Regions from separate parts of the Homo sapiens genome. Here region 2 is linked to region 1. Evidence: read pairs that join two places in POLR2A ChIA-PET (ENCODE). Cell type or tissue: Caco-2. All regions are shown on one strand. Region 1 overlaps LRRC28 (leucine rich repeat containing 28). Region 2 has its middle 14 kb from the start of LINC03080.

Region 1 (2,500 bases):
GATTCCTTGTCAAATAATTAAGAAACTCAAGCCTCTCACATGTCATAATGACTTTCATTTTTCAGGAAAATGAACGTCTGTTCCATAACTTAACTCTATTTATGGAGTCATAGGATTTTAAAGCTAGAAGCTTTATTTATAATTTAGACAATTTTTCTTTTTGAGGAAACTAAGAAGAGGATAATGGCTGGTTCTAAAGTCACTTTTCAGTGCAAAAATAAGGTCTCCTAATTTGTGGTCCAGTTAGTTTTGCTTCATTTTAATTCTGTAGATATTTATTGATAACCTCTTCCTAGCCTAGCACCACCATGTCGTTAAAATTTAACCACGTTTATCGACTGTGGAGAAATGAAGTGCTGCATGTTAAGTGAATTTTCCCAGTTAATTTTTGTAAAGTCTGTGTCTGAGTTTTCCTGTGAATAAAAGTCTAGCTTAATAGAAATATTTTTAAACATGTATCATTCTTTGCTTTTTAAATGAAATGTAGGGAACCTGACTTAGCATATACCCTGTAATTTGTAGTTTCTGCCTAGGGAGTTAGGAGGGGGACAGTTTAGAAAGAGGTGGCAGGGCTAGGGGTCTTTTCTTAGAACAGACCATTATCTTGTGTACTCGAAGGGTGTTATTTGCAAGCAAAAGACTCAAAACCATTGGTGTATGTATGTTTCCACAAGTTTAAATTCATTTTTCAGGCATTCACTTTAATGAGGCACCTGTGTACTGGAAGTGAGACACCAGTGCCTAACTGTTAGTCCCATCGAATCAGTCAACAAATACATACGTTATGTAAGTAAGGCACTTGTACACGGATCTTGGAACATGCTCCCCACCCCACCCCCGCAAAACCAAACAGTTATGTCATAAACTTACAGAATTGTTCAAGCTAGGTGTAATCTTAAATCATTGATCTGGCTTAATGGGAATGTGTTTGGTATTCTATTTTTGTGTGTATTTTTATATTGCTTTGAAAATTGCATTTATAAAATCATACTTATGGCATGTTTATTAAATAGGTTTTTTTAAAAATAAAAAGCTGGAGAAGACACTTGATGCTTGTAACCTCCAACCCTTGTTTCCGACATTTACATAACTTAAAGTTTTAACAAATATTAAGATAAACACTTCAAGAGGCATTTCAGCAATTTTTAATGCCTGTTTTTTCTTTTGAAAAATCTTTTCTTGGCAATCAAATTTCTATCAAATTCAGAAACATTGTATTTTTGTAAATGTACTGGATGTATAGTTTTTTTTATTTTGAGCTCATTCTGTAAGTTTTTGCTAAGTTAAAAATATCAGTCTTGATGTTTGTTTTACATTTTTTGCCAGAAAACATTTGTAGATTTGAAGATACTTAAAATATTTTCATTTACATTTCTTAAGATGACAATTTTAATTTCTACAAATGCTAAGCAAATACTTTCATTTATTTCTAAGAAAAATAATCTAAAACATTTATCATTCTTACAGTTAAGTAGTTATTCTTCATGTTTTACATTTGAAAGAGCTGAGTTTAAGTGAAAAATCAGTAGTGAATATGAAGGTATGAATTCTGCACACTTTACCAGCCACATGTGCTGTTAACTTTTTTTTTTTTTGGAGACAGAGTTTTCACCCAGGCTGGAGTGCAGTGGCACGAACTCAGCTTACTGCAACCTCTGCCTCTCAGGTTCAAGTGATTCTCCTGCCTCATCCTCCCGAGTAGCTGGGATTACAGGCACCCGCCATCACGCCCAGCTAATTTTTGTGTTTTTAGTAGAGACGGGTTTCACCATGTTGGCCGGGCTGGTCTTGAATTCCTGACCTCAGGTAATCCACCTCCCTCAGCCTCCCAAAGTGTTAGGATTACAGGTGTGAGCTACCATGCCTGGCCTTAACATTTAAATTAAAGTAAAATAATATTAAAAATTCAGTTCCTCCATCACATAGCCACATTTTAAGTGCTTCATAGCCACATGTGGCTAGTGTCTGCCATATTGGACAACACAGATAATGTTTCCATCATGGCAGAGAGAGAAACAAAGGAAAATGAGTAATTATTATGAAGTGAGTCAAGAGACAAAGGTAATGGTAACTAGGACCCTGAAGGCATTTATGCTACTGGGGAAGAAGAAAGAATGCTGGTTCCTTCATTCTGTACCATTAGCCTGCTAGGGTTTCTGATTCCTCTGTTGATAAATATTGCTCTATGACATATATAAAAATGGAGGGAAATACTGGAGAAGGAATGGACAAGTTGAAAAGAGGTCTACCACAGTTTTAAAAAATCTGGACACGTGGTATTTAACTCATGTCGTGTACCTGCTCAGAAGCAATGACATCAACTTATTGATTCAACTAAAAAGCTTGTTAAGTGTGTTGTGGTAGTTTGTGAATGAAGTACTTTTTATTCCTTCAGTGCCAAGACTTCATTAGCTTTTTAAAAACGAAAACGAATTTATTGGGGTGAAACTGACATAACATAAAATTAATCCTATTGAAATGACAATAGGATTCAGTACAT
Region 2 (2,500 bases), 150 kb after region 1:
AGGGATTCAACTTCTTTCTGGTTTAGTCTTGGGAGGGCGTATGAGTCCAGGAATTTATCCATTTCTTCTAGATTTCCTAGTTTATTTGCGTAGAGGTGTTTGTAGTATTCTCTGATGGTAGTTTGTATTTCTGTGGGATCGGTGGTGATATCCCCTTTATCATTTTTTATTGCGTCCATTTGATTCTTCTCTCTTTTCTTCTTTATTAGTCTTGCTAGTGGTCTATCAATTTTGTTGATCCTTTCAAAAAACCAGCTCCTGGATTCATTGATTTTTTGAAGGGTTTTTTGTGTCTCTATCTCCTTCAGTTCTGATCTGATCTTAGTTATTTCTTGCCTTCTGCTAGCTTTTGAATGTGTTTGCTCTTGCTTCTCTAGTTCTTTTAATTGTGATGTTATGGTGTCAATTTTAGATCTTTCCTGCTTTCTCTTGTGGGCATTTAATGCTATACATTTCCCTCTACACACTGCTTTAAATGTGTCCCAGAGATTCTGGTATGTTGTGTCTTGGTTCCCATTGGTTTCAAAGAACATCTTTATTTCTGCCTTCATTTCGTTATGTACCCAGTAGTCATTCAGGAGCATATTTTTCAGTTTCCATGTAGTTGAGCAGTTTTAAGTGAGTTTCTTAATCTTGAGTCCTAGTTTGATTGCACTGTGGTCTGAGAGACAGTTTGTTATAATTTCTCTTCTTTTACATTTGCTGAGGAATGCTTTACTTCCAACTATGTGGTCAATTTAGGAATAAGTGTGATGTGGTGCTGAGAAGAATGTATATTCTGTTGATTTGGGGTGGAGAGTTCTGTAGATGTCTATTAGGTCCGCTTGGTGCAGAGCTGAGTTCAATATGCTGGTTAACTTTCTGTCTTGTTGATCTATCTAATGTTGACAGTAGGGTGTTAAAGTCTCCCGTTATTATTGTGTGGGAGTCTAAGTCTCTTTGTAGGTCTCTAAGGGTATGAATTTGGGTGCTCCTGTATTGGGTGCATATATATTTAGGATAGTTAGCTCTTCTTGTTGAATTGGGGATTGCTGGGAGAACCACTAATCTCTTCAAAGCTGTCAGACAGGGATGTTTAAGTCTGCAGAAGTTTCTGCTGCCTTTTGTTCAGCTATGCCCTGCCCCCAGAGGTGGAGTCTACAGAGGTCGGCAGGCCTCTTTGAGCTGCGGTGGGCTCCACCCAGTTTGAGCTTCCCGGCAGCTTTGTTTACCTACTCAAGCCTCAGCAATGGCAGATGCCATTGCTCAAGGCCACACAGCTGCGAGTGGAGCCCACTGCCTCTGCTCCTCCACTGCTCCACACTGCCCTGCAAAAAGGAGGAGGCCAGTCTCGTTTCTTGGGGAAGGTGGGGGCTTAAGACCCCAGGGCCGAGTTGCTCCACTGTTTGGGAGCATTTGCTTCAATCTGGGAATTCAATCATCTGGGAATTATTTAAAAGAGGTGTAGAGGCCTTGAAAAATCTCAGCTTGGGTTGACTGGGGGAGGGAGAGGGACAGTGTCCTGTGTTTTCCATTTTCTTTTTTTTTTTTTTGAACTTTTATTTTAGGTTCAAGGGTACATATGTAGATTTGTTATATAGATAAACTGTGTGTCACGGGAGGTTGCTGTAAAGACTGCTTTGTCACTCAGGTGATAAGCACAGTTCAGACAGGTAGTTTTTCTGCTCCTTTCCCTCCTCCCACTCTCCACTCTCAAGGAGGCCCCAGTGTGTGTTGTTCCCCTCTTGGTGTGTCCATGTGTTATCATTTAGCTCCCATTTATAAGTGAGAACATACATGTGGTATTTGGGTCTCCTGCATTACTCTGCTAAGGATAATGGGCTCCAGTTCCATCCACATTCCCACAAAGGACATGATCTCATTCTTTTTTATGGCTGCATAGTATTCCCTGGTGTATATGTAACACATTTTCTTTATCCAGTCTACTGTTGATGGGCATTTAGGTTGGTTCCATATCTTTGCTATTGTGAATAGTGCTGCAATTAACGTATGTGTTCATGTGTCTTTATGATAGAACAATTTATATTCTTTGGGGTATATACCCAGAAATAGGATTGCTGGGTTGAATGGTAGTTCTGTTCTTTGAGGAATCACCACACTGCTTTCCACAATGGCTGAGATAATTTATACTCCCATGAACAGTGTATAAGTGTTTCCTATTCTCCACAACCTCACCAGGGTTTGTTTTTTTTTTTTTGTCTTTTAAATAATAGTCATTCTGCAGGCTGGGCACAGTGGCTTACACCTGTAATCCCAGCACTTTGGGAGGCTGAGGTGGATCACGAGGCCAGGAGTTCAAGAGCAGGCTGGCCAACGTGGTGAAACCCCGTCTCTACTAAAAATACAAAAATTAGCCAGGCGTGGTGGTGGGCGCCTGTAATCCCAGCTACTTGGGAGGCTGAGGCAGGAGAATCCCTTGAAACTGGAAGGCAGAGGTTGCAGTGAGTGGAGATTGCGCTGCTGCACTCCAGTCCAGGCAAAAGAGCGAAACTCAGTCTCA

The links. Peaks named below come from ENCODE experiments on the same cell type or tissue, not always from the same donor. Only the 100,000 strongest peaks of a DNase experiment are listed, where the experiment ranks them.
Region 2: POLR2A ChIA-PET joins it to region 1 with 7 read pairs; 2 of 35 experiments call an interaction of 5 or more read pairs at or near these places.

Annotation. Positions count from the first base shown.
Region 1 is chr15:99,267,833-99,270,332 of GRCh38, forward strand. The region is part of intron 2 of LRRC28 (leucine rich repeat containing 28); the gene reads left to right. Among named protein-coding and RNA genes, the nearest start is that of LRRC28, 18 kb to the left of the region's middle. In Caco-2, no CTCF peak of the experiment used is centred here; no DNase peak of the experiment used is centred here.
Region 2 is chr15:99,420,099-99,422,598 of GRCh38, forward strand. No RefSeq gene overlaps it. Among named protein-coding and RNA genes, the nearest start is that of LINC03080, 14 kb to the right of the region's middle. In Caco-2, no CTCF peak of the experiment used is centred here; a DNase peak (open chromatin) is centred at 1,193.